2 separate regions of the Homo sapiens genome follow, and region 2 is linked to region 1. The links are chromatin loops, found by intact Hi-C in ENCODE. Cell type or tissue: heart left ventricle. All regions are shown on one strand. Each heading gives the region's core, and the rest is flanking DNA. Links, peaks and the distances in the headings are about the cores only. Region 1 overlaps USP24 (ubiquitin specific peptidase 24). Region 2 overlaps PRKAA2 (protein kinase AMP-activated catalytic subunit alpha 2).

What was found. A loop is a pair of places that touch in the nucleus more often than their neighbours do. Peaks named below come from ENCODE experiments on the same cell type or tissue, not always from the same donor. Only the 100,000 strongest peaks of a DNase experiment are listed, where the experiment ranks them.
Region 2: a loop joins it to region 1, with 2.6 times the contacts of the local background. A loop is called at or near these places in 10 of 110 quality-filtered maps.

What each region holds. Positions count from the first base shown.
Region 1 is chr1:55,151,363-55,164,680 of GRCh38, reverse strand. USP24 (ubiquitin specific peptidase 24) reads left to right here. Exons shown (of 68, transcript NM_015306.3): 8 at 2,417-2,482; 9 at 4,996-5,070; 10 at 5,645-5,803; 11 at 7,311-7,425; 12 at 7,630-7,733; 13 at 9,903-10,010; 14 at 10,215-10,310; 15 at 10,401-10,562; 16 at 10,764-10,811. Among named protein-coding and RNA genes, the nearest start is that of USP24, 57 kb to the left of the region's middle. In heart left ventricle, for the core only: no CTCF peak of the experiment used is centred there; a DNase peak (open chromatin) is centred at 8,950.
Region 2 is chr1:56,699,894-56,717,243 of GRCh38, reverse strand. It overlaps PRKAA2 (protein kinase AMP-activated catalytic subunit alpha 2), which reads right to left. Exons shown (of 9, transcript NM_006252.4): 7 at 12,769-13,273; 8 at 11,026-11,152; 9 at 1,909-9,769. The coding sequence ends at 9,531. Among named protein-coding and RNA genes, the nearest start is that of PRKAA2, 63 kb to the right of the region's middle. In heart left ventricle, for the core only: CTCF peaks have their summits at 7,569 and 7,769 (motif pointing right); no DNase peak of the experiment used is centred there.

The sequences.
Region 1 (13,318 bases), core at 5,319-13,318:
TTTTCCATAAGGTCAGACCATTTTTCAGAACAATTGTGTTGTCTGCTGCAGTTGACACAGAATTATATTGTTTAGGTTGTATTGAGGGGATAGTAACACTCAGGCATTGGAGAGATTCCAAAGGTGTGGACTTTTGTAGGAGACAGGTATAATTAGAATTCACACGTGCTGAATTTCTGACCAGTTAAGGTGGCTGTGTCCCAGGATAAATTTAGGCCATAATATTAAGTCTGAGTACAACTTTGGAATTTAAAAATACTAGGAAAAAATATCACTCACAAGCCCACTAGTTAAAAACACCTATACAAAACAAGAAATGAAAGTTGTTGCTCATCCTTCTTCCTGATCCCCACACACATACCTAGGTAACGGTTACCAGTTTAACAGATGCCTTTCTGGCTTTTCCCTGAATTTATATAAATCTATGCATGTTCTTTCTCTCTCTCTCTTTTTCTCCTAAACCTAAATTATCAAGCTATACCTGGTTGTATACTTTCATTTAACATAATATCATGGTCATCTTTCCAGGTTAGTACTATCAGTGTTTTTAATGACTGCAAGTGATATATTTCTGCAAATGGTATACCATGATGCAGACACTTACTAATGGGCATTGGATTATTTCTATGTTTTTGCTATTATAGAGAGTGTTCCTTATAAATATGTCTTCATGTACGTGCAACTATTTCTGAAAGATCAATACCTAGAGAATGAGATTTCTGAGTTGAAGATTACAGTCATTCCTTGGTATACTGGGGGATTGGTTCCAGGATTCTGGGTATACCAGAATCTGTCTATACTCAAATCCTGTAGGCAGCCCTGCAGAGCTCACGTATATGAAAAGTCAACCTTCAATCTGGGATGCAGATTTTGCATCCCAGGAATATTGTATTTTCAGTCCTCATTTTGTTCAAAAAATCTGCATGTAAGTGAACCCATGCAATTCAAGCTTGTTTGTTCAAGGGTCAACTGTATATTTGTTTTAAAATTATAATTGACAGTGCTAAATGTCTTTCTAAAAAGCTTTTTTGCCCATCAGTACTCCCACAAACCCATTTCATAATAGTCTCATTAGTGCTAAATATTTTCAATCTTTAATGTTCCAGTATGATGGACAAAAAATGGTATTTTATTATTTAATATGTAATACTCTGATTTCTTGTGAACTTGAGCATTTTGTCATATGATTATTGGTTATTTGTATTTCTTCTGTGAATTGACCTAGTTTATTTAGGTCTCTTTGGGTGACGTGTTTTGTTAATTTTTAGGAATTATTTTTATATTAAGCTTATCAATGCTGTATCTATTTTGCATATTTGTAAATCTTTTCTCCTAGTATTTTGCTTCTTTTCATTTTTATTGATGGTATCTTTTGCTATATAGAAGTTTCAGACTTTTACGTAGTCAAATTTTTCCTTGGTGTCTTAAAAGTTTTCTAACTTGCTTAGATAATGTTCTCCCACCTCAAGTTTATAAAAATATATTTTTTCTTTTTATACTTTCATATTTTTATTTTTTTAACTTAGTCCTTGAATTCATTTAGAATTTATTTTTGTATATTTGAAAAGATAGGGATTTAATTTTATTTTCTTCCAAATAGGTAGCCAATTGTTGTTAGATCCTCTGTTGAATAATCTCTCTTTTCCTTATTATTTGTAGTTGCTGGCTTAATAATATCAAAGGCCCGTGTGCCAATGGATTTGTTTCTGGACCTCTGTTCCAGTCATTTATTAATTCATTCATTATTTGGTTCATTTCTGTACTGTTGCAACATTGTGTTCATTACTGGTAGTGTCACTTCTGCCCAGTATCATTCTTTTCTAAAAAAATTTTTTATTGTTTCCATATTTTTAATGTTCTGGGTGTAGTCAACCTGTCAGGTTCTGCTGTAGAAAATTCTACTGAGATCGTGTTTGGAATTGCATTAAATTTATAGGTCAGTGCAGAGAGAATTGATGTTTTTACAATAATGGTCTTTTCCATTTAGAAACATGGTGTCTCCCCATTTATTTGGGCTGCTTTAATGTATTTTAGTAAGGTTTTATAATTTTCTTCAAGTAAGCCTTCAGTGTTTTTTGTTTAAGGAATATTTCATGCCTCAGCTATTCTCTCCTTTTTTAAAAAAATGTATAGTATTCTACAATGTAACTTTAAAATCATTTTATCTAATTCTCCAAAGATGTTTTATTGACATATTCTGATTTAAATTACATTAAATTTCTATAATAATTTAAGCGGGTTGACATCTTTATATCAATTCTTTCTATCCAGGAGTTTAGTTTCTCTAGTCTTCTATTCATGACTTGATCAACTCACTATTTAAACTTTTCTCTGATACATGAAAAGGGATTTGTTTAATTTTGACAGGAAAAAAATCCTCTCAAATGTATTTTTAATCTTCACTGTCTTTTTCCAGGCTGTCTCAGCACTGATTCAGCCCTTAGGAGTGTGTGCAGAGTACCTCAATTCCTCCGTGGTACAGGTAGGATTAAACCATTTCACATTACTTCATATGATTGAAGACATGCAAACAGTAATAACTTCTTTTTATCAGGTTATTCAGAGTGGTCTTTAATCCAGAGTAACTCCTTTTTTCACATTAGCTGTCCTTTTAATAAAAATGCCATCAGATAATAAAAATTGTTGAATAATTTGAAGTATAGGAGACCTAACATTTGAGAAGGCCATTTACCTTTTCAGTTTATCATTTTATAAAATATAATTTTTATTTATTTTTCATTTTCTTATCTATAAAGTAGGCAGCATATCCTTATTTGCTTCACAGGATTATTTAAGGATTTAATGCCATTATGTATTGAATCAGATTAGTATTTATGTATTAAATCGGCTAGGCTCACTTACTGGCTCAGTTGCTCACTTCTGAATACCAGCTTAACAGCACATCTTGTCTGATTTCCTACCTCCGTAGGATTGTAAGTCAGCAGGTCATAGAACAGTCAAAGCTGTGAGTGTTCAGTTTTCTAATGCTAAAAGCCTATTCTGCTATCCTGTTTCCTTCATTTCAGTTAACAAGTTTTACCGAACAAAATGTCACGTTGAAATACTTCTGTTTATTTATTTTTATAAATAAGTCTGTGGACCCTATAACTTCTATAGAGCTTTTAAAAAATCACCATAAATGGTTTTGAAAGCACAGTGTCCTTCTGGAGCAGTGTTTTTAAATGCACTGTTCTTTCCAACATCACATTTACTTAGGGCCATTTTAATAAGGGAGATAGGATTTTTTTTTAGTAGGTTCTGGAAATTTCTGTTATTTCTTTTTTCTTTTCTTTTCTTTTTTTTTTTTTCCAGACAGAGTCTCGCTCTGTTGCCCAGGCTGGAGAGCAGTGGTGTGATCTCGGCTCACTGCAACCTCTGTCTCCCAGGTTCAAGCGATTCTCCTGCCTCAACCTCTTGAGTAGCTGGGACTACATGCACGTGCCACCATGCCCGGCTAATTTTTGTATTTTTAGTAGAGATGGGGTTTCACCATGCTGGCCAGGCTGGTCTCAAACTCCTGACCTCGTGATCCACCCACCTCGGCCTCCCAAAGTGCTGGGATTACAGGCATGAGCCACTGTACCTAGCCAATTTCTGTAATTTCTAAATGTTAAATGCTTTCTTTAGATGTCAAGGTAATCCTGCAAGAGTTTTAGGTGAAATAGGATGGCTGTTTACATATTTCTCCATTCTGTATATTAAAACCTTTAGAAACAGCTAATGTTCCTTCAGTTTATTAAGCATATAAATATCATTAATTTCATAGTTGAAACACTAAGACATAAAGAGGCAAAGTGATTGGACTTTTTAATATTTTAATAATAAACATTAATACTTTAATAATCAGGGTCAGGATTGGGTTTTAAACACATGCTCTTTGCTCATGCCTTGCTATGTGGAAGAGAATTTAGCATAAATACCCCAGCTGCTAACTAATATTAAGGTCTTTAGAAATTCCAGATTTTATATATGTAAACAGAGTGTACCTTAAAAAGAACAAGAAGTGTATGAATTCCCAACCAAGCACATCTGACTTCATCTTTATTTTAATTATGTCAAACCATCCAAAATTAAATTCATTCAGCAATAAACTCATATAATACATGTTACTTACATAACAGTTGTCTCTACTACTTGCTACTTGTATGACTTCAGAAGACTCTTATTTAACTTGTATGCCTCAATTTCCTAATCTGTGGAATGGCCATAATAGTAATAGCTGTCTCAAGAGTTGCAGTAAGGATTAAACAGCATGTGCTGAAAAGAGCACTATGACTCTCTTAACCATAACAGCTCGCTCTCCTTCCTATACAATTGGCATTAAGTGTAAAAGAAGAAATTCTATCTGGATAACTGCCTGATGTCATTTTAGCTCATTGCTAATGTATTCTTGGCTTTGACAGCCAAATATTGTTTATCTCTTTCTTCATCAGCTAAGTTTTAAATATTTTCTTACTTAGATGGAAGTGGTAATTTAGATGTATTAATAGCTAATACTTTACCATTCTCACATACTCTTCAGAGTTAGTTTTCTGGTTGTGTTACCATTCTGGAGCAGTGTATTGTATGAATTTCATCTATAGGCCTCATTCACATCAGTAAGCAAAAATCGTTCATATGACAGCATAATTTCCATGGTCTGTGTTTATATTCAGTTTTAAAAATCAAGCACAAAATATTTATTATAAAAACAATTCATGCTGTGTTTTAAAAGTTAGACTGTGTGTCTTGAGTCACTCTTCAAAATTACCTTTATAAGATAGTAATGACAGAAAATGTACTCATATTATAGTAAAGAAGCTGAGGCACCTAAGATTAAGCAGAGTCAGTTAAGGGTTTATTTGGCAGTATTAGCTAGTTAGTAGCTGCTCTGATATGAAAATTTTTATCTTTTCATTGCACCTTCTCCTTTGTGAATTGTAGATGAAGAAGTATTCTCTCTCTACTTTTGGGACAGCTTCGGGAGTTCTTAACTGTAGCATTTTATTTCTACAGCCCATGCTAGACCCAGTCATTCTTACTACAATCCAGGATGTACGGAGTGTAGAAGAGAAAGACCTCAAAGACAAGGTAAATGCCTTCTCCAGCCAGATAGGCCCCAGTGCCAGTTAGTTCACAGAAGCAGAGCCAGGACTTAGCAGGGTTCACACACCATGCTCTTTGAATTCTGGTCACATGCATTCACATCGAATTAACTTTACATTTCCTAATTAAAAAGTGCTGTTTCTGAAGCACCATTGGTGGTTGTTACCTCTAGTCAATAGAGTTAATACAGTGTTCTCAGTAAGTGATACCATTCAGAATTTTACTAACATGATTTTGATGGTATCACAATTGGCATAGAGAAAGTTTTAAAATAATACAGTGTTACAACTTACCCAGAGTTGTTTAAAGCAATTTTACCATTTAAATTTAATATGACTTATTTTGTCTACCCTAAATTTTTCACAGGACCATTCCCTTTCCTTTACTGCTCACCCATGTGCTAAGTTTTGTTTCTAAGCAAAATGAAGTTAATTGGCCTTGTAAAATATCAGATACTGCCAGACCACTGTTACCCTATATTCTTGTGTATGTTATAAGAATTGGGATCAAAATGTTTTTACAGTTCCTTTTTTGTTTTTTTGTTTTTATTCAATAAAAGAGATTGGTTAGCATCCCTGAGCTCTTGTCTGCCGTTAAGTTACTTTGCATGCGCTTCCAACCGGATCTGGTGACAATTGTGGATGACCTTCGACTAGATATTCTATTGCGCATGCTGAAATCACCACATTTCAGTGCTAAGATGAATTCTCTCAAAGAAGTAAGTTTTTCATTTGTTTCTACAAGACTTAATGCACAGATACTAAGTTCTGCCAAGATGTATGCTTATTAATATAACAATTTTGGGAAATATGAATAATTTATTGTAATCATATAAAAAAGAGAATGATTGTGTATAAAATGTTGTATATAATTGTTGGTAAAGACATCTTCTGTGTTACTTTCAAAATTTACATCTGAAATATTTAAAATATTTACTGTTTTTGTGAAATTTCCTAGAATATAATCCCTTAGAATATACAGTTTGAGATTTACTTTTGCTCTAAGGGTACAGTTGGTTTTGTTTTATTTCAGGTGTAAGTTTACTTAAACCAAATCTTCTAACTGGGGTTGGGACAAAAACTAAATGACTGCAGCAGTGTTGGTCAAAGCAAAATGATGGAAATAATTTTCTGTAGCTTTCTGAATTTGTTATCATATCCACAGAAACAGCACAGTTGGTTTTGGTGTGTGACACATGGAGCCAATGCAGTTCAGTTATAATTCACTTATTTTTTCCTTCGGTTTTGTATTGTTAGGATTCTTGACTACCAGTGAAAGAAACTCATCTTGAACCATTTTAGACCAAAAGAGGAGTTCATTGAAAAGAGGCTGGGTTATTTTACATGAATGAAAGGTTTACTAGCCAGACAAGAAAGGATGGGCACATGTGGGCAACAGAACAACTAGAATTTGCAAGCTGACCACTGTCAGGACTCTGTCCAAGTCTTGTCCCTGCTTTTCTTAGTATGTTGGCCTTGCTGCCTCTCTACCTGCATTTGGCATTTTTCATACGGTAGAGATCAAGACAATGAATAGATCCGATGTTTCACATCCTGCAGTTCCCATCACCGGAGAGGGACTGACTCACTCCTTCTGCATATGAAGTGTCTTCCTGACACTTCTGTATACTTTCCACATATAAAATTTGGAGGGAGTGCCTGATTGAGGTTTGGGTTAGATGTTCATCCCTGAGCCAATTAGCAGTGGTCCAGGGAATGACAGCTGTAAGAATGACTCCATGTTCTTTTTTTTTTTTTTTTTTGAGATGGAGTCTCGCTCTGTCACCCAGGCTGGAGTGCAGTGGCACAATCTTGGACCACTGCAACCTCCGCCTCCTAGGTTCAAGCAATTCTCCTGCCTTAGCCTCCTGAGTAACTGGGATTACAGGCGCCCACGACTACGCCCAGCTAATCTTTTATATTTTTAGTAGAGACAGGGTTTCTCCATGTTGGCCAGGCTGGTCTCAAACTCCTGACCTAAAGTGATCCACCCACCTTGGCCTCCCAATGTGCTGGGATTACAGGCGTGAGCCACCGTGCCTGGCCCTCCATGTTCTTTTTAAAGGGACATCACAAATGGTAGTCTGTTAACTTCTTATAACTGGCCTTTGATATATTTTGGCTAGTTATTGAAGCACATTGTAACATTGTAAAAATTATCTATCTATCTATATAAATATTTGATAATGTATATTAGACTCAGTCACAATAATCTTATCTTTTTAGGTAACCAAACTAATAGAAGATAGCACTTTATCCAAATCTGTGAAGAATGCTATAGATACAGACAGATTATTAGATTGGCTAGTTGAAAACTCAGTTCTGTCGATTGCACTGGAAGGTAAGTTGCTTTCAAAAATAAAAATTACCTAACACATAATTTAAATAATATATCTTTGTATTAAAAAGTATACAAAATTGTTGCTTTGACTGTATTAGTCTTTAAATGATCTTATAGTAAGTTATTGTTTTGAATCAATAGAATTATATTTAGAGAGTCAGTGTTCACTATATCTGACTTTCTCTCTCATGTTTCTTCAATTAGGCAACATAGACCAAGCACAATACTGTGACCGTATAAAGGGAATTATTGAACTCTTGGGTAGTAAATTGTCGTTAGATGAACTCACTAAAATTTGGAAGATACAGGTAGGTTGATCAGAATTATTTTTGCCTTTGGCTAATGTTTTTGGACTACAGGAGAGCGAAAAGGGTGATGAGAGAGCAGGAAAACGGAAACTTTATCTTGCTTTAAACAGAGCAGCTGTACCTAACCCACTTTACAGTTTCAGGTTTTTATTAAGATTGTATGTGTAAATCCACTCACCACAAGAAGTTTCAAACTGCTGATCTAGTCTGGTCTTCTAATTTTTTAAATTAAAAAATGAGAAGGTCATATAGCAGTTAGTGGCAGAGCTAGGAATAGGTGTGTGTCTTTGTTTATCAATCTAGTGTTCTTTTCATTATATTATTAATTTTCATTAATAATTTTTTTCCCATTTAGTCCCTATTAAATAAAGATGATTGGTGAGTTTGTAGATCTCATCTTACTAGGACTGTCAAGAGGTGTGACAGAATCCAACATAGTCTTCAATTTTTTTTTCTTCACTTTGGTCATAGTCCATTTTACTGGTTTTCCTAACTTTCCTAGCATTGCTCCTTGAGTCCCCTTTACTAACTTATTCTCTTCTACTTTGACTTTATTTGTTTTTTTCAAGCCTTAGTTCTTAGCCCTTTTCTCACTGTATTGGTTTTCATAAGTCAATTGCAGGCATTCCTGTGGCTTTGACTACATTTGTATGCTGTTGACTCTGAATTAAATCTCTAATTCAGATCTCTTCTTGGAGCTCCAATGCAGTATATCTAAATATGTAACACACATTCCCATGCATAGTGCATTGGCATCTTAAATTCATTATATCCAAACATGGTCATTCTCCAGTCTATTTCATTAATGGTATTATTCTTCATCTAGTTGGTAAGCCAGAGAAAAACCTGGAGCACTCTTTGACTGTATCAACTTAGTCACTGTATCAGTCAGAATCTAGTCAGGAAGTAGAAACTATGCTAGGTATATCAAGCAAAGGGAATTCATTACAGGGGATTGTTTACAAAAGTCTTCCTAAGTAAGGTAGAGGAGCAAAAAAAGAGAATGTTGGAGAAGCAAAAAGAAGGAAGGGGTATTAAGTTCAAGGAAATGAAGCTGCTCTTGGAGGTGCTTTTACTTTAAGTGCTGGAACTGTCAAAGAGGTGCTACTGCCACCAAGGTTTCCAGAGTCCCTTGCAGCCACAGCCAGCATCTGCATCCACTCTGAACCTAAGCCAGACGTACTTCATCCTTCATCCTGCCACTCATCTCCCAGCGCTTCCTCTCATTGGCAGAACGTAACAGGAAGTTGGCTGGCAGAGGAGTTTGGGAAATGTAGTTGGCAGGCTCCCAGCCCAGCATTACAGAGCAGACTATAAAAAGTCAGGTGCAGGAGTAAAAGAAAACAGTCCCGGGTCCCAAGATATTACTTCCCATGTCTTGACGTTGGTGGAATACACTCATATAATTTTGTTTTGCGAGTATAAATTTTGAATCCACATAAGGTTGAAGATTTAGGTTGAAGATTAGAGACCATGATTTATATATTGTATATTCCTACTACATTCAATGAATGACTCTATGTGCATAGTATATATTGAGAAAATTCTTAAGGAATTGAATCTAAAAATGTCCTCTTTGATTTCACATCTCACATGATGAACAGTGAGGCATGACAGTGACATAATTGACGTTATAAAGTGAATTTAAACCTTAAGGTTGACAATAGGGTCTATAGCTCTGCAGCAAAGACTTACTGCCAATAGGATAAATAAACATTAATTGAAATCACAAAGTATCTATGAGTAAAATAAATAATGAGGCAGGTAATACGCTCAATTGGAACCTTCAGGATCATTTATAAAATGTCAAAAGTGGGTACATTTGTTTTATAATTCAATCTGTTTAAATCTTTCAGCAGTTGAAAATATTTTGTTCTCTTCTTGAAGTGAAATATGTCACACTGAGAACTTGATTCTCATGGGGTTTTTTTTTTTCATTGTCGGTTTAAAGAATTAATGCTTCTAGGAATTTAAATAAGGCCAGCTGATAACGATTAATAATGGTTGCTTCATATAGTCTTGCCAATATTATGCAAGTGGATGCTGATTACACTAGAGTCAATTTGTCTTTGTTATATTTTTGCTTGTGCTTCTGTAAGTTGCCAGGGGGAAGACTTAGGTTGTTCCGAGTTCCAAGACTTAATTTTTTTCCAATGTTTCCTTTTCCAGTCAGGACAATCATCTACTGTGATTGAGAACATTCATACTATTATTGCTGCAGCGGCTGTGAAATTTAATTCAGATCAGCTTAATCATTTGTTTGTTCTCATTCAGAAGGTACGTGTTCAGTCAGACTTGCTTACTTTTAAATTTTCTTAAAATAAGCTCTTTTGAGGTCCTGAATACCCCTCCTCCCCACCAGTTAGCAGTATTTAAATGTACTTTTCTTACGTTGTTAATGTTTTTAGCTCAAGTTTAAAATTTTTGCATATTTTGCCAGTTTGATCGTGAAGCAATTCCTGTGTCTTTTCCGTTCTACAGAGCTGGGAGACTGAGAGTGATAGAGTAAGACAGAAGCTTTTGAGCCTGATTGGACGAATAGGCCGGGAAGCTCGCTTTGAGACCACTTCTGGAAAGGCAGGAGAATCAAATGGATTTTTCTAGCTACAAATGCTCAAAGCAGCTATTTGCATATTGGCTGGCTGATCATATGTAATATTATTGTAGGTTTTAGACGTACTCTGGGAACTGGCTCACCTTCCAACCCTGCCCAGTAGCCTTATTCAGCAGGCCTTGGAGGAGCACCTGACAATCCTTAGTGATGCATATGCAGTGAAAGAAGCAATCAAGAGGAGCTACATCATCAAGTGCATAGAAGATATTAAGAGGGTTGGTTTCAGCTTTTATCTGATTTTGTTGTTAGAGCAACAGTATTCCCTGAGTAATTAGAGCCAAATAATTTTCCTCCCCTGTTATGTAAATTAAACTAAATGCCATATCTGGAAGCTCTTACCTTAAAGTCCAAGATCGGGAAATTATAGGTATTGCTTTTACCAAGTCACTTATATTTCTCTTAAAATGAATTTTCAGCCTGGAGAATGGTCAGGTTTGGAAAAAAACAAGAAGGATGGATTCAAGGTAAGAATTTGCAGATGGAACCAACTAAAAGGTATACTAGTTTAATAATTTCCTTTAATAAATTACACCACAATTTTAAAATAATAGTATGTTTTAGTGTTTCTTAATGTTCATATTAAACTTGATGTCTAAAAATTTGTTTATGACCTATGCTTTATTATTTAAAGCTTGGGAGGTGCTCTTAATGGGAAAAAAAATCTAGGATCACATTCAAAGAGTAATTTTATTATATAATTTTCATAAAATTAGAAGATTTTCAACTTAGTTTTTCTTTTTAAAATTAAATCTAAAGTATGCACAGTTTTAATAAGTACAGTGGACTCCAAATAAATATTGTGCTTGTTTTTCTCCCATAAAGGAGAAATGGAGGAGCATTCATAGTATGAGAGAGAGAAAGGAAGGAGGTTCAGTCATCGATTGCACATAGTAGTGTTTCAGGTTCTTCATTTAGACATGTTCCTAAAGTAATTCTATAGGCAGTCATTCAGTGAGTATCTGTTGCTGGGGCTTCATTTTAGAAGGTAGGGTTGGATACGGACTTGTATAAGAGGGACTGGGACTGTAGGTTACTGTGAACTTCTGGACTGTCCTTGGAGGTGGTGGTTAGCAGATTGAGCGGTAATGATTGCAGCTCTCCTGTTGTTCCAGTCCTTAAGCCTCAAGCCTCTCCTCTGAGAGGGCTGATCACAGCAGCCAGCTCAGTGGACTGTGCTTCTGTTGTTGCAGCAGCCCTAATTGGAGCAGCATTGTCCTCTCACCTAGACCCTCAGGGTGCCCAGACCAAACTTAAAGCCTAGCACTGGAAAGGCTTCCGCTTTCTGATTTTCATTTTATTATTAACATAAGAAAAGTTTTGGTAGAATAACTAGTGGCTTAATAATTTCATTAGTAAAACATATTCCTTGGCTTTTGTTAAGTATTTCTTTAAAGGATCTTGGATACTGCCAACTAATTTTCATTGGTATATTAAGAGACTCTTAGCTCAGTGGGCTTTTATTTCTTATGTTGTGTTTGATCACAAAGTTTAGTTGGGGGCATTGAAGAACTTTGTGTTTTATATTTCTGACACTGAAATGTGACCAGGTGAATTTTCTACATGTAACCCAGCTTTAGAAATTTTAAAAGGTATTTGCAAACTGGAGCTGGTAATTCTCAGGTTATGAGGAATTTTTCTTTTAACTCAATAACATTGCTTTCTTTTCACTCAGATACAATTTGAATTTTTCCAGTTTCCTTAGCTCAGTGATTCAAATAACTTAGCAACCTCTCCTTATGATTAAAATTCATCCAGTTACTGAAGATGTTTAGAACCTTCAATAGTAAGAGGAAAAGGGTGTCCATAGAAAAATGGTCTTGTCTTCTCAGCAACAGACACGTTTCTTTTATATATAAAAGGTCAAAGCTGAATGGATTTTTCCCTCCCTCCAGGGAAGTGGCGTTTGAAACCAGAATATCCCTCCTGACCATTATTCCTTCCTTGTTACAGCTAAACATTACTTAGCTTTTCTAGTCAGTTGCATCACTGCATCTTTATTGCTTCTCTTTGCAGTCATTTCATTTATGTCTGTTGTTTTATAACAAAACTCAAAAAGTAAAAGGAGAATTTTTGGAGTTATTTTGTGAGACTCGAAAGGAATATTCTTTCTTTTTTATTTCCCCACTGCTCCCAGTAAAGAAATACTGGTGTACCATTATTTCATTCTAAACAATAATATCTTGCCTTTTATATAGCACTTTTCAGTTTACTAAGTGCTTTCATGGACTTTTACAAAGTACACATTGCTGAAGGGGGGCAGTGGGAAGATCAAAGCCCCCTGGATATGGCTCCAGGCAGGGGGGTGAATTATTTACTTCCACTAAAGGTGTTTTTCTATGCTATGCCCTTTCCTGCCAGGCAGCAAGGTGGGCTGACTGGGGATTATGTCTCCCTGCCAGGCTACACAGAAACTAAGCAAAGGGTAAGACAAGATCACCCACTTCTTACTCCCCTCCCACCCTCAGCTACCTCTATTCCCCCAACTGATTACCCTTCCCTCTGCTTTTGATACTCTTAAAATTCCCAAGTTCCACTGTTGTGTTCAGAAATTCTGGCCTTGATTTCCTAACTTTATTTCTGTAGATTCTGCAGGGTACCCTCGGCTCCCTTGGTCCTCTTTCCTTTGCTGCTTCTATACCTTCCACTGTCTACCCCAATCCTTCCCTCTTATGTCACTTCTTTTTTTCTTCAATTAAAAAGTTTAAATGTACTCATCCAAAAAAAATTACTAAACCAAAAAAAAACCTCATTTTTCCTCAGTTAGTTGTACTGCATATTCCTTAAGTTGTTTATCTTCAGGCCACCTACCATAGCGCCTGACAGGCTTTTAGCAAATGTTGGTTTCCTTCCTCTTACTTCCTCCCCTTCACCCTATGAGGACACCAAAAGCCTTACATAGCCATAGCTGAGTTGCCTCTACTTACCAAAACACGTAACAGAAAGTAAAAGTAGCAAGATGTCCTCAGTACAG
Region 2 (17,350 bases), core at 3,332-11,331, 1.6 Mb before region 1:
TTGCAGTGAGTTGAAATCACGCCACTGCACTCCAGACTGGGTGACAGAGCGAGATTCCGTCTAAAAAAAAGATAAATAATAATTAAAAAAAAAAAAAACAGAGCTAATAACTCTCATCTCGTCTACTTCACAGGGTAGTTGTTATGCTATAATGTAATAATATAAAAGTAGTCTAAAATCCTGAATACACACTACTGTATAAGTGGTGTCATTTTTGTACCTGGCTTTTTCTGAAGTTGGAAGATGCTGAAAACAAAAATACATTTTTAAAATTCAAATTGTAAGACTTGAAAGAATGGCTGTTAAGTAATTTTTTTGCATAGACAGAAAAATGTTCAGGGTTAAAAGCCTATTAAATATGGTATACTAAAGTATAAACTATTTTGTCTAATATAAACTAGTACCTAACTATTATTTATTGATATGGTATAGGTTTTTAGAAAAAAATGATTGTTTTTCTATCCTTTCTATCCATACTTAATGCAGTTATGTTTCTATTTCACTAATATCAGTCACATTTCCTCCATTCTTGGAATCAAAGCATCAAAACTATATTTTTCACATTATTAATCTGCAAGGTTTCAAAATGTAAACACCATAACTAAGACTTCAGTAATATTCTAAGCAGATGTCATCTGTCTCCTAGAAACCCTAATTGAGCATAAAGCTTCAATGGAAAGACTAAGTTTACCTTTTATTTTCAATTTTGTATAAAAATATAGTAAAGATAATGGCATCATCAGATAAAAGGCAGCATACTAAAGCACTTTACTGTAACAGAGGCTTAACACTGGCCTACTCATAAACTCACTGACATATAGGCCAGGCCCTCCAGCAACCTTAAGATGTCCCAAGACCTCCCTTCCCGCTTCTGAGTTTCTCTGTGATATACTCACTCTTCTAAGATGTCATAGCAACCTTCTTGACCAGGCCCTCTCCTGCAAATCTTCAAAACTTTTAAAAGGTATATTCTAGGGGGAAGAAATGGAAGAGGAAAAATATGAACATACAATAACAAAACTAAGAAGTGGCTGCCTCTTATTATGGGTGAGATTTTTCTGATTCTTTAAATTTCCTTCACTTTTCAAATTTCCTACAGGAAGCATCTATTATCTATGCAATTTAGGAAATAAAAAATATTTTCACTAATAAAAACAAATCCATTCTTTTCCTTCAAGTTTAGAAAAAGCAAATTGAAATCTTTACCTGTATATCCTGATTTTAATATGCTTGCATTTTTCTTTTTCATGAGGGCTAAAGTATGCTTTTCAAAAAGCACATAGTCCAGGTGGGCCCAACTTAATCACATAAGCCCTTAAAATTTGAAAAGGAAGGCAGTAAAGTCAGTCTCAGCAAGTCAGAAACATGTAGTTGAAGAGAAGGAAGAAGAGATCCAACCCATAAGCCACTTGTTGCTGGTTTTGAAGATGAAGGGAGCCAAGGGCCAAGGGATGATGGCCTCTAGAAGCTTTAAATGATTCCTAGCCAACAGCCAAAAAGGCAACAGGGACCTCAATCCTACAGCACCATGGAATGAAATTCTGCCAACAACTCAATGCAACTGGAAACAGATTCTCCTCCACAGCCCAGCCCTATCAATGCTTTGGTTTTCAGCTTGTGTGACTTGAGGCAGAAAAACCAGCTAAGCCTGCTGGGTTTCTAACATATAGAACAATAAAATAATTTGTATTTTAAGTCGTTAAGTTTGTAGTAATTTGTTACAGCAACAGTAGAAAACCAATGCAATAACTCAAGTTAAAAACTATAATGTACAACTAAGATGACAAAAATGAAAAAAGATGGTGTGAAATCACCAATGAGTATAGGCAATCTTTTCCACTAACAACTTTCCTGTAACTATTAGTTGGTGTGCAGAATACCAGCATAATGATGGAGCAGAAACAAAAATAGCTTTCAAATGAATCAGAGACTTTTAATTTGATTTTGTGAAAAAAGCTTATAAGCAATCAGACAGGCTGCTTTTCTCCTTTGTGTTTGTTACCTATGAGTTTCATATGGTGCAAACATTAATTAGGAAGAATCTGTAACTATGAAATGCTATGTAATTCAGGAAGACATCTTTTCCATATGGTTAATGAAAGACAAATCCTTCCCATATCATTTAACACTCACAAAAAGTATATAACAAACAAAACTGAAATTTGAATCGGAGTTTATTTGAACAGAAAAGCACTGGAAGTCTGTTCATTTTTTTTTCTTGAAACCAATTATAAAAAGTGGTCCCAATTTCAACAATTAAAAAAAATTTTCAATAAATACGTAATGAAGTACTTCAATGGGTCAATGTATCAACCTATGGATTTTTTTTTCTTTTTCAAAGGTATGCTAAGAATGAATGAATGCAGGATGTTTTTGAAAAAAAGTAAATATTATATCCTATATTATGATTGTCATGACACAACCAAATGGCTGTTTTCAGTTTTATTTGTTGCATTCAAAATCCACTGTATATTTAAGCATACATGACAAAGAACACAACCATTCTTCCTAAAACAATAAAGATACTATCCTTAGAGTTCACAGTTCTACAACAACTTTACATTAAATGTTCAAAACATTGTACAACCACAGATATTTGTGAACAGTCTTGAGAGCTGTATTTTGGTACATTAAGGCAGCTTCAGCCAACATTTTAAGAGATTCTGAATATTTGTTACAACACAGGACAAGTTTGATATTTGAATACTTGAGGTCTCAAGAAATATTAAATGTCACCTAACAACACCACAATTTGTGAAACTGTGATCTTACCTAAAAATCAAGATACTCATCCTATCAGTATCAAAGATACTTATTTTTTTTAAAAAAAGGAATTTACATTGAATGTGGGGATATAAACCCTGTATTTAAACAAGGGCTTTCAAACAGTTGCTCACACACATCTGTGAGGTAGGTTATTATCCACATTTTGTAAATCAAAAAACTAAATGAGGTTACGTGACTTGCTGCTGCTTCAGCAGCCAAAGGAAGAAACTGATTCCAAGTTAGATTTTGTTCTTAGCTCTGAGTTGTTTCCTTGACAAACTTTTTAAAGGGTTAAAATATAAAAACTGCCATTCATCAAATTCATTTATAAAGCATGAGAAGGTAGCCAAATGTTATGTTTACCAAGGTGACTTATAAAGTCAATCAACATGAAAGAAATAGGAAAATACATTTAGTGAACAACTTCTGATAGTGATAGGGAGAGGTTTGACCAAGGGAACTCAATCAGGCAGATGCAAACAACATGATCATTTGTAGGAGGCAGATCTAAGGAGAACTGAGAGGGATTAGAAAAAAAGAAAATATAGTTTAAACAAGTTTTTACTATTACTCTTCTTATAATTTAAGGGAGAAGGCACAATTTAGTGTTTTTTTTTTTTTTTTTTTTTAGAACAGTGGATCTCTCTTCCACTTTAGGAAAATGTTATCTGTCTAGAAAAATGGCCATTTTTGGTAGCAAAACTTAAATGTGTAACTGTGAAAAATGCACGTTTAAATTAGTAGAAAAAAAAATAACAATGCAATTCTCCTTGGCTAGAATGTTTTTGTTCCTCCTTGAAATTTTAAATCAACACAACGTAGCAACCCTCCCTGCCCACCTCAGAAAAGGTCACACTGTATGCACTGTATGAACCTTGTCAAAATTCTACGTATTATTCAAAAAAGTTTTCATGCCAGGATATTCTCCAAATTCTTTTTTCATTTTTTTTTCTGGAGAGTGCTCTATTCTAGGATTTAATTACACTTCAAACGTAATTGAAATTTACCTACCCTGCTTGTCCAAACAATCAAGAGCCACTTCCATAAAATCTAAACTACTTTAGATATAAACCATTTTTACCAAAAGTCACATCATAGTCACAACTGCAAACTGGCATTGCTATGCAAGGCTGGCAGTAAACATTAACATTAGCTTGCAAAATTAATACAGGCCTACAGTCTGATAACTCTTCTAGACCCAGCCTGATTCTTATCAGGCTATGGATGAAGAAGTTTAATTAAAACTCAATCCAGTCTAGACTGTGTGACCTGTTCTTTGTGCTATTACTGTTCAGTGGCATCAAATGCATCATAATTATAGGTGGAAAGGCTAGTAATGATGCCAGCAACTTGTTTAAATGAAGTTTTTATAATTTTTAAAGCTCAAACATAAGTACATTTCAAAGTTTTATAAGGTTTGGGAGAAACTCTATCAAGCTAATAATTCAGTGTTTGTAAATTAGAAATATATTCTATGAAAATAGTTATATCATGTAATATACATACAAAATGAAAAATCAATCTGCATATGAAATTTGGATAAGACTAATTCAGATAATAGTCAAAAACTATAACAATTTAGACAGGGACTGGGGCTAGTTTTCTTTTTCCTTTTTTTGTTTTTTTTTGAGACAGTCTTGTGCTGTCACCCAGGCTGGCATGCAGTGGCATGATCTTGGCTTATTGCAATCTCTGCCTCCCAGGTTCAAGAGATTCCCGTGCCTCAGCCTCCCGAGTAGCTGGGATTACAAGCAGCCTGTCACCACACCGGATAATTTTGGTATTTTTAGTAGAGACGAGGTTTCACCATGTTGGCCAGACTGGTCTCGAACTCCTGAACTCGGGTGATCCACCCACTTTGGCCTCCCAAAGTGCTGGGATTATAGGCATGAGCCACTACACCCAGCCTAGTTTTCCTTTTTCAAAAATGATTGTGCTATAAGAATCACATAAAATTATAAGAAGAATCATGTTTTAAAGTTTCTTCAGCATTTTTAAGCACCCTCAATAACTCAGAAATACTTATAAAAACCAATATGCTAATCATAAATACTTCAGATAATTACATCTCGTTAGTACAATCAACTGCTTAAAATAAACTAAGAACTATTTATTTAAGACTACTTTATGTCACTCTAAGACTTGAAAGCAATACATCTGTGTTTATTTTTACTACTCAACCACTCTGATGTTTTATTAATTCAGACTGTTCTTCCCCAGAGGAAAGGTGGTTTCCTATAAAGAGCAATTGATCACTGCTGGATACTTGTATGGTGTTAAAGCTTTATGAAGAGCTTTCTGGTCCTGCTTCCTCATCTGGAAATGGCAAAAATGCTTTCTCTGGTTACCTCTCAAAGTTATCGTAATAGTAAGTAAACAATATGAAGGGTCTCTAGATCGAAAAATCACTATAAAAAATATATGGAACACTTTCATCACTCCAAATTTGTAATGCTTTGCTTCATGCCAAATGGATGTGATGTTTCACCGTGTTTGGTTTTCTGGATGATTTTTGCCATTTGCATTCCTCCAGCAGCTGTATTTAGAAAAATATTCAAGTATATACCTCTGACATGCCTCACCAAATCAAAACAGAAACATTCACACTCATATAAAAACTCTAAATATATAAAAAGTGAACACTAACACAAATCATATGGAAAAGCAGAAAAGAACTTTAAAGCTCAAAGGTACCTTAGAAGTGTTAAAATCTACCTTTCTCATTTTAGGAGTTATAAAAATGAGGCCAAACATAGGATGTGACTTACCAACAGATTGCACATATCCCTCGTCCAGAGTTTTTAATAGAGTCTTTGAGAACTACTATTAAAATAAATTACATTCCCTATTTAAAAAGCCACAGGGTGACACAGGAGAACCAAGTAAATAAATGCAAGATTGAAAAGGTTTGGGTCTTAAAAACAAATAAACAAAAACAGACAAAATTGTGAACATGTCTAGCATTTAGACACTCAGCTTTTACAACCATTAATAGGATGTAAATTAGTACCCGGTGAATAGACAAAGTGGTGTCTGTGGCAGGCATGTTCCAGGTTTTTACATTTTATAAATCCAAAGTGAGGTGCCTACATTAACTCAGTACACTGCACATTATTCAATGCTACAGATAAATCCAAACAGATCAAAAATCTACAATAGTTGCTTATGATTTTTTCTAAACTATGTCTCATTTAACAGTAAAAATCAATTTGTATTCCCTGAGTACAAACTGTCTAGGGAATAAGAAAAAGCAAACTCAGAATTATAAAACTGTCCTGAAAAACCCATTTGCAGAAAATGGAGAATTGTTCATGCTACATATAGCCAATACCCTGACATAGAAATATAATTATTTCTGATTAATTTAGCCTTCTGGATTCTCTTTATAGATAGCTAGTATAAAGGAATGTAAACACTAGAGATTACAAAAGTGTCTCTTAACAGGTTAATCAAAACAAAAACCCAACTTGTAAATGGTTTGCCTACTTCCCTCCCTGCATATTCTATTTGAGAAGGTAGCTGTTCCTACACTGAAACATAAGGAATTAGATCTTCATATGGTATCCCAAAGAAAAGTATTTAGAAAATGTTCACTGACTACACATTTTAAAAGTAAGAATCAGTGACACTGATTCATTACCCACTGAGCCATAAGCATGAGTCATTAGTCTCTTAGACTTTTTTTTAACAAGTAATCTTGTTTCAGGTTTTTCAGTCACCCATGCATAAGAATAATGTTGCACTCAAATAATAATACAAGATGATTAAGAAAACCAAGGTGTCATGAAACAAGTTGCAGACACAGAAAATTCTATTTAATCCAGCATTCACTCACGATGAACATGTCTGCAAGTTAAAACAAAGTAATTCTAATTTTCAATCAGATTCTCCCAACAACCAGTAAGAGAAATGGAAGTGTTAATTATTAACTACCCTAATTATGGCATTCTGGGACAGTATTTTCCTAAAAAATGTATTTCCCAAATTTGCTTTTCATGGGCTATTAAGTTTTTTAAAATGAAAAATTAATTTGGGCAAAGTTCAACAAAGTTATGTGGCTTTCTTTTTTTCACAGAAAGACCTGTCAAAGTCTTTAATGCTGACATCCACTGTCATCTTCGAGGGGAAGAGTAGCATGCAACATTTTTCAAACTTAGTCCATGCAATCATTTTTTCTGTGGAGCATCTCACAGGATATACTTTGGGAAATGCAGTTCTAGAACTACATGGAGTCCATTTCCATGATATAACTAAGGCCTTATCTATAACCTCATAATAGAAGCTCTTCTCCCGTGTCTTCACTGGAGGAAATTATTCTTAGCCCACATCTACCTATCACATTCAGAGTTTACAACACTGAAATGTGGAAATTTGGGGCTAACAACTGATTCTTTCCCTCTATCTGCCCATGAGCAACAAAAAGCCTGCTGTAACAATGTTCCAGCTCTAATTGTGCTGGACTGCATCTCCTGAAATCTTCTAAAAACCAACCACCTAGATTCACAAAATAGCTGTTTTAAAAACATACACATAAAAGAACCCAAACTGTGACCATTAGTTCTCCTAAAATTCAGTAGGTAAATATCAAGCTACAGCTGTTCATAAATACTGGCAAGAATTAGAAAACAGTAAATAATTAACTCTCAAAAAACATGGCAATAATCCATATAAGGTAATTTTGATATGAACAATTTTTTAATATCTGACCTATTAGACTAATGGAGCTAAAACATCACTGGATTCCTTCTGTTTCTCTGCCTTCAAAATTTTTGTGGATTTTGTCATTGGGGTTAAGTAATCTGATTAGTTCCTTATTTCTAAGGTAATTCCATTCATAATCAGGCAAATATTATGAGGTGGCCCTGTTTTTTCCCAAAAGAGGTATGGACCCATTTAGAGAACCCAAAACTATGCCATATCTATAATGGACCAGGCTAACACAGCAGGACTGCTTATCACTATACAAATAATCATGTAAAAATTACCTTTTGGTGCCACAAGATGGCAGTCTTTCAATAATTAAACCTTAAACTATCTCAAATTGCAACCCGCCCTCCTTCCCAAATTGGTGAACTATTCATTTATCTTGATATTAAGAAGTTGGACTTATAAGTTATTTAACATCAGTTTTTAAAAGATCTGCAAAGCCATATGATGTGACACAACGCAAACTCCTGATTCAAAGAATATTTAAAGATAGACACACTTGTTTTCCACTAACACAGGAGAAACTTAGTCTAACATTCTCATTTGCTTCTTGGCAGAACATACATTACTTTTGGCAAAGAGAAGCCTGTCAAGGTAATGTCATTTTTTTGTTTTCAAGAGCTTAATTTTTTTAGGGTAATCCAGGTAAATAAGTGTTAATTACAACATAAAAATAACAAATGAATAAATACAAATTAGATAAATTACACAGAATTTAAAATTAAATACTTTTACTAAAACAAAATATAATCAATAAACTATTATCTACCCTGCTATAGTTTGTGTTTTTTTAATCTTAAAGAAAACCTGCACAAAGCAAAACAAACAAACAAAAAAACTGGTTTTTGCTTAAAAGCACTGGTGTGTGAATATATATATTTATTTATTTAAGATAAAAATTTTTTCTTGATGTTCAAAGCTTCCCTGCCCTATCAGGTTCAACAGTAAAGGTCATAGCCAGCCCTTAGGGCCAGAACAGTGTTTTCAAACTTGGACTAGAAAAGATTCAAAGCTATATCAATCAACCACTCAGGATCAAACAATGAACAAAGACAATAGTGACTAGGTGAGGTGAGGTGAAGGGAGTGGCTTCCAATGAAGAATTAGCATTATGAGCTGCACCAGGACCCTAACACCTAACACAGAAAATAAAGATCAAAGATAAGGATTCTCATTTAAGGGACTGTTGATACTTTGCTTTGTTTCATTTAACTATTTTATCACTGTTGGTGAAATGCAAAAATAAATAGAGGCAAAAAGAATTTGAGAAAGGTAGATTTTGAAGACATTTTTTAAATGACGTAAGTTTATGTAAAAGACAAAAGTTGTTGCAATTCCAGATGTTCCAATATTAATTTGAAACTTGAAGGCTCTTAAGATAAATATATTATTCAGGGAAATCTCAAGATAAAAATCCTGAGTTAGTTACAGCTGTTTTTAAGAAACCTGAAAATTGTGGTTACCTGTTACATGACCACAGTCCTTCTGTTGAATACACTAGGCAGTATTTGTACAAATACTGTTAGAAAAACTTGGCTTCTGAAATCTTGGAGGCAGGTTTTTAAGATTTCAACATTTAAATAATATCTTACTCGTGGTTCTTTTACTTTTTAATCTTCTTTTGTTAAAATAAATTGGGGGCATAAACACAGCATAAAGCCTACTGAAATTTAGGAAGTAAACTAGATTTACCTACACCAAACAGCAAAGCAAGGAGGTGTTGCCAAACCACCCTTACATTGAGATGGTTCGCCAGTGTGGTGTGTTAATCGTCTGTAGTGAACTCATTATTGTAATTAAAAATCTTCATTGATATTAACCTATTAAAGATATTGCCTATGTGAATTTATCATAGGCACAATAGAATTACAGATTTCTACAAGTAAATAAGATGTCAGATATTTTGTTTTCAGTAATTTCAATAGCATTGTGTGCCCCTGGAAATAATTCATGTTTCTCAATTAGTATTGCAGTGGATATTATCCAAAAGTAAGATAAAAATTTAAAGAATATAACTGATTTTCATAGTGCAATAACAGAAAGAAACTAGAGACAGATCAACGGGCTAAAGTAGTAATCAGACTGGCACACATTTCAAAAAAATCCATGGTGTGACTGCCCAGGCGAGGTGAAACTGAAGACAATGTGCTTCCGGTCAAAGAGCCAGTGAGAGAGCCAGAAAGTGAATGGCTCTCTGCAGTTGTGGAATCAAAACTTGATCTTGGTCTGTGTAAGCCAGCAGCAGAACAGGAACGCTGAGGTGTTGAGGAACCAGATCTCTGCTCCACTACTTCATCTGAAATGGACCAAAGAAGAGCAATTTATATGGAAAGTATATATGCCCAAGCCCTTCCTATGAATTTATGATATTCAGAATATTAAGTAAACACATCTGAGCAAGGGCAACTTAATAATGAATGTCATGTTTCTGTGTTGTAGAAACACAGTCTTCTTCCTTCCAACAATCATAACAAACATCGCTACCAATCACAAGACTTGCACACAGTCAAAATGTGGCCCCTAAGTCCTGCTCAAATTGGAGTAATCGGCATTGATATTGGAATCAAACTGATATCTCTGCATGTGAAGAAAGCATATCCTTGACAACTTATTTTCTTCTAGCATATCAACAAAAAAAATCACTAAGGTAAAAACAAAAGTCACCATCATATATTGCCTTGGGGAGGTGGAGGGCAAAGTGAGAGAAATCTTGTTAAAACTGCATTTTCTACGATTCCCAGGACCAATCTCCAGAAATTCTGATTTAATAGGTCTGGAGTGGTTCCCAGGGATCTGCGTTTTAATAACAACAACATGTAATTTCGATGAAACAGGTCTGGGATCCATATAAACACTACCATACATAGTTGATGGTAGTTCAAGAGTAAAATTTAAATGCTTCGTTTAAAACAACTTCCCTAACTCTAAACTCCGTTCCATTCTTGTTCCATCCAGCACCTGACCCTTAGTTTATTCTGGTTTTATCCCACTTGGGCCTCTGAAATGAATAATCAGATTTGGTTTACCCAAGTTTAATTCTTGGCACACACTAAGTTCTTGGACATGACAATTTTCCCTGACGCCTTTGGCTCCTTGATTGCCATGGGTACCTAAATCCAACCCAAATCCCAATGGAGACCTATTTGGTCGCCCTGGCCACCCAGGATGAGGAAAGGTGATGAAGGAGAAAGTTTAGACACTATAATACTAACTAATAAAATATGAATGGAGAAATATGACAAAGAATCTGACAAGTCAGTTAATTTTGAAAAGTAAAACCTGCTTCCCTGTTGTTCCTTACTTGTGCTCCACGGCCAACACTTCAAATGATTCTTTTACGCCACGGAGATACTTCTTGTGGAAAGATGCCAGGTAAGAGGTATTCAACATGTCTTTCATCCTTTTCACTTCACTTACATTTTGGTTAAGTCTAGATTGCTTAAAAACCAGTGCAGGACCTACCCACCGGATGTCTTCGAGATGATTTTAACATCTGGTCAACTAGTGCCAAGTTTTATCTTCTCAGAGCTCATGCATGCATAGCTTCCTTACCATCAATGCTTTTAAAGTCCAAAAGATAGCTCCTGTTATCAACCAGGTAAAGTTGTAAGCTCATTTTCACGTAATTGCCAGTCACTGGATTTTTTCTTCTTACACGAAGATGGTATGCATTCACTACCTAAAGTGAAAAATCAATAAAAATAATAAACTACAAAATATCTACCTTTTTATGCAAAAAAAGTCAAAACAAATAATTAATAGGGGTGAGGTAGGAAAGGAATACGAATAATTTTTTTATATTACTGGTAGTTCACTTTAGTATTTATTTAATCCCCACTAAGCAGTACTGTATGGCAATTAAGATTTAAAGGAAAAGCTACTTGAATAAATTTGGGGTACTGAAGAAAAAAGTGAAAGATAAAGGAAAAACTTAAAGAGAACCCAGAGATTACATAGGGTCCAGCTTTCACTCTAGATAAGCATCAACTCTAAAACATCAATTCTAATTTGGTTGTCCAGTCTCTGCCTGAACATGTTCATGGATGATTATGGAGTAGAAGGAACAAAGAGGACCAGGCACAGTGGCTCACGCCTGTAATTCCAACACTTTGGGAGGCCAAGGTGGGTGGACCGCCTGAGCCCTGGAGCTTGAGACCAGCCTGGGCAACATGGTGAAACCCCATCTCTACAAAAACATACAAAAAAAATCAGCCGAGTGTGGTGGCAGGCGCCTGTAGTCCCAGCTACTAGGGAGGCTGAGGTGAGAGGATAGCCTGACCCTGGGTTGCAGTGAGCCAAGATCGCGCCACTGCACTCCAGCCTGGGCAACAGAGTGAGACCCTGTCTCAAAAAAACAAACAACAACAACAAAAAATAAACAAAAAAACAACACTGCTTTGGGTTTTCAAAACATCTGTGGTACTAATTTCAAAATGTTTCAGTACAGAATTTTAAAAATGTTAACGTCTCTTTTTTAACTAAATAAGACTGCTCCAAAACAGAGAGATCTGTTTTTTAAATGATTTTAAGAAAATATTCATTTCATGTACAAATAATAAAATGAAAATGACTGATTTATTTGAACACGTCAAATGCATATTTATGTGGTAAGTTTGCACATTTTTCTTCTTCCTTTAAAAGTTCACAATCCTCAAGAAAAGAACAAGAGTGAAAGGCATATCTGAAAAGAAAAAATGCCCCTCCCCACACATATATTCAAATAGAACTCAAATGAAATTGAGCACTAATTTTTAAGAAAAGCAAACTGTGGGCTGAGAGTAAGGAAAATGTACTCTAAGTATTAAAAGCACTAGCCAAATAAAAGAGAATATCACAACTTGGAGAAAAGTGTTTATTGACTGAATAAATATGTCCTGATGATATAATTTGTATCAACCACTAGCTATTACAGCCACCTGCCTCTGTCACCTAAAAAAAAGAGAAAAGAAAAATAACCTCCCTAAAAAAAAAAAGAGAAAGTAAAAACATACTATCTTTGAAGACACTCATGATTTTTCATTGCTATGATGCATGCTGAAACTGGTAAGCTATTTTCTCAGATGATTTCTAGTTGATTACTTTTTTCTTGACCAAGAACACTTCTATAATTCAAAATATGTTGGTTCCCAGTATCAACCACTTTTCATCCTTATAGAGGTTATTTGTTTTGTTTTTAATGTGCATAGCATATTACTAGAAAAAGTTGGGCTTAATACTCAACTCAGGAGCTCAGAGCAGCTTATAATATAGAAAAATGGCTTCTACAAATGATCTTATTACATTATAATTTCCTACCTTCCATTCAAAATCCAGCTGCTTCATAGCTCGGTAAACTTCAGCCATAATGTCATACGGTTTGCTCTGACTTCGGATTCCAAGATGCCACTTGGCTTTTTTCACAGCTAAAGATTTGGGCTTAGTCGTATTCAGTGCATCCAATGGACATCTTGCTTTGGGGCTGTCTGCTATAAGAGGTGGCATCCTTTCTGGATGAGGTTTCAGGCCTGGGGGAATATGCATGGCACTATCATCCATAAAAGAACCAGATGGAGGACTAGAGGCGAGGTAGAACTCACTGGCTTGGTTCATTATTCTCCGATTGTCAATGATAAGATGATAAGCCACTGCAAGCTGGTCTTGAGGGTCACCACTATATAAACTGTTCATTACTTCTGATTCTGTACATTCAAATTTTTCACACACTTCTTTCACAGCCTCATCATCAATGACGTTAGCATCATAGGAAGGGTCTTCAGGAAATAAGTAACTGGGCAAATCTTGTTTAAACCATTCATGCTCTCTAGGAAAAACACCACAATACATTATTGTAAGACATGGTTTGGCAAGTCCAAATAATTTAGACATAGGGCAATATAATAGAATATAATCAAAAGATCTGGTCTCTAGACCTAGCTCTGCCACTTACTAGCTATGTGATCCTGAGCAAGTTAATTACCCACCACCCTTGAATAACTATGGTTATTAAGACTTGGCATTTGGACAACATTTTCTCAAAAATGAAAAAAGCAAGCCCATCGCTTTAAGGAAAACAACCAGCAATATTTGTTGCCAATGATAAAATTCAAGCTTTCAAGCAAAAATTTCAAATTTTGTATTATTTGTGTGAGTTTAACAGCTTCTCAATACTTAAAGACTTTCTGATAAAGTTGGTGTTAATAATAATAAATATGCTTTTTTTCTTTTCCAACCACTTATCTGAGTGAGGTCAGACCTTCTTTACACACTTCAACTAATACAAAATAATGCAACAGACTGAATGAAGAAGGTATGAAAACCACACTTCAGCTAATACAAAATAGTGCAACAGATTGAATGAAGAAGGTATGAGAACCTAGCTGTCTTTGATATAAAGTAATTCTTCTCACAATTTTTTTTGGAAAATATGGTTATTTTTCATGAAAGATGTATTATTTAACATAGTTATTTTTAAGTAAATTACATATTTTCTTAATTTCTCAGTTTTAATTCTAATGTAGTAAATATTGATAGATAATAGCCTACATTTTAAAAAATCCCCCTTGAGGTCCTCAATAATTTTTAAGAGTTACAAGATTTTAAAATCAAAAAGTCTGAGAACTGCTCTCCTAAGCCTTATTTTCTCACACTTCTGGGCCTTTGTGCTTGATGTTACTATTGTTATCCTAGAATACCAAACCATTTTCATCTAACACAAACTACTCCTTCGAGATTGTTTAGGCATTATTACCTGGTAGAACTGGGCATCCCCTAAGTTCAGATGAAGATATATTCTGACTGAATGTCTTCTATTCACTGATTAATTTATTTTTGAATATTTACTGAGGACATACTATGGACAAAAAGAACCATTCCTCCCAAAGATTATATTTTAGCTGCACAGAGATTAAACAAATATACATAAAATATAGTTACAAATATACAAATATGCAAATCCTGTGATAAAGATTGCAAGAGAAATTGCATAGAGTAAAATGAGAGTATATAATTTAGAATGAGAGGCAGGTGATCAGGGAAGCCACTCTGAGTAATATTTAAGCTGACACTAGAATGATCTGAAGTCAGCTATGCAAAGAGTTGCAGAACAGATATTCCCAGCAAAAGAAACAATATGTGCAAAGACCATGAGACAAGAAAGAGTTATGCTGTGCTCTAGGAACTGGAATGAGCTCAACATCATGAAAGAAGAATGAGTTATGAGATGGAGTACCAAATGAAATCAGATATTTCTAAGAATTGTAGGCCATAAAAAGGAAATCTCATGATTTGAACTGGTGGTTGATGAAAATCATTGAAGGATTTTAAAGAGACAGGGTAGCATAACCTAGTTATCATTCTGTAAAGATCATTTTGTTTGTGGTATAGAAAATGAATTGAAAAGATAAAAATGATGCTGGGCGCCGTGGCTCACGCCTGTAATCCCAGCACTTTGGGAGGCCGAGGCAGGCGGATCACCTGAGGTCGGGAGTTCGAGACCGGCCTGACCAACATGGAGAAACACCGTCTCTACTAAAAATACAAAATTAGCCGGGCGTGGTGGCACATGCCTATAATCCCAGCTACTAGGGAGGCTGAGGCAGGAGAATCACTTGAACCTGGGAGGCGGAGGTTGCGGTGAGCCGAGATCGTGCCATTGCACTCCAGCCTGGGCAACAAGAGTGTAACTCCATCTCAAAAAAAAAAAAAAGAAAAGATAAAAATGATGATGGTGATGCTAGTTGCAATAGTCCAAGTAAGAAATACTGGTGTGCCAGGCCCTGAGGATATGTACAAAGATAAAACTTCTACAGCTACTAGACTTTTCTATCACAATACATTCTTTTAGTTGTTGATTTTTTTCTTAATCTTGCCCAGTAAACTGACAACTTCTTTTTTTTTTTGAGACAGAGTCTCGCTCAGTCACCCAGGCTGGAGTGCAGTAGCTCAATCTCCACTCACTGCAAGCTCTGCTTCCTGGGTTCACGCCATTCTCCGGCCTCAGCCTCCCGAGTAGCTGGGACTACAAGCACCTGCCACCATGCCCAGCTAATTTTTTGTTGTATTTTTTTAGTAGAGATGGGGTTTCACCGTGTTAGCCAGGATGGTCGCTGACCTCGTGATCCACCCGCCTCGGCCTCCCAAAGTGCTGGGATTACAGGTGTGAGCCACCGCGCCCGGCGACAACTTCTTGAAATAGTGACCATACCTTATTTAGCTCTACCCTACTACCTAGTAGAGTAAATGCTCAATAAATGCTGCATATATGATAAATAGACAAAGTATGGACACAAAAAATAATTCATTCATGTGTTTATTGGCTATATAATAATATTAAGCACCTATTAATGTTCAGCAATAAAAATAACTTGAGATAGATCTTTTCTATATATATTTTTTTTTGAGATGGAGTCTCGCTCTGTCACCCAGGCTGGAGTGCAGTAGCGCAATCTTGGCTCACTGCAACCTCTGCCTCCCAGGTTCAAGTGATTCTCCTGTCTCAGCCTCCCGAGTACCTGGGATTACAGGTGCACACCACCACACCCAGCTACAAAAGAAGTAAAAGAAGGCAAAAAATTATGTTACATGTCTAATATTTTTTAAATATCAATGACAAATAGAAAAGTTAAGCACTTTCAAAATAAACTCAAAAAATCTATTATTCCATAAAACAATAAAATACCAGCAAAAACTGTGAAAATCAACTTTTTCAGAACACCGGAAATTAACCAAAAACTGTGAAAATCAATTTTTTCAGAACCCTGGAAATTAACCAAAGGCTTGCAACAATCTGAAGACTGTTTATTCAAGAAAAATGGCTGAATCTCAATAAGAAAGGTGAGATTTGTGGCTTTTTAAGTTGCCCTAAGTCCGCTTCCCTTTGTCCAGCTCCTGGGCAGCCTTGAAAACCAACAGCCTCATAATCACAGAGCTGAGAAAACAGGAGCTTAACAATCACTGGGGCATTGAGGTGGGGAGAATAGAGGAGCAGAATAGTTTAGAGCTCCCCAAAAATCTTACCATGAGAGAACTGTCATTATTTTACATGTCTAGCAGTTCTCTGGAAACCTCCACTCACAAGCCTGGTTTTTATGTGACCTGACTCAGAGCTTACTCCTGCAAACAGCCTTCTCCCCAGGGCATTTGTTAAAAAAGAAAAAACAAAAATCAATGGCAACTGTCTAACATCGCAACTGCCTGAAGCAGCAGTGAAAGCTGGGTAAAGGAAAAGCTGACCAAAACACTTAAAAGGAAAAATTAGGAAACACAATTTCCAGAGGGGTCTTTGGAAAGCTCTGATATATTTCTGGGACTCAGAAAGGCCAGAAACAAATGCAGAGTTGTGTGTTTGCCTGAGAAAAAATTGAAAGGGCCATAATTTCTCACCACTGGCAGATTTTGAGGCTCTGCACAAGCAGGAAGTGAAGGCTAAGGCAGAGTTACAACTGCCTGTTGGAGCACTAAGGATATACCCCAATATCACACAAAGCCCATTAGCAAAGGATGGGAGACTTATTAGATCAGGGCATTTAAGGAAATTGTTATCTAATCACTAGCTGATCATTAAGCAAACCAAAGAGAGATTTCAGTAGCCATATATAAAAAAGAATACAGATTTTACAGAATCAGATCAGGAAAATCACTAAACAAACAGAAGTAGCAGCAACAACATACGACAATTATAAACTCTAGGTATATACACCGAAGAGAAATGAAAGCATAGCCATACAAACTGTGTATGTAAATGTTCATGGAAACAGTAGTCATAAAAGCCACAAATTAGAAACAATTCAATCTTCGTTAACTAATGCATAAACTAAATGTAGTATATTCATACACTGGAATATTTTTCAAGCAAAAAAAATGAAGTACTAATACATGCTACAGTAGGAAAGTACTTTGT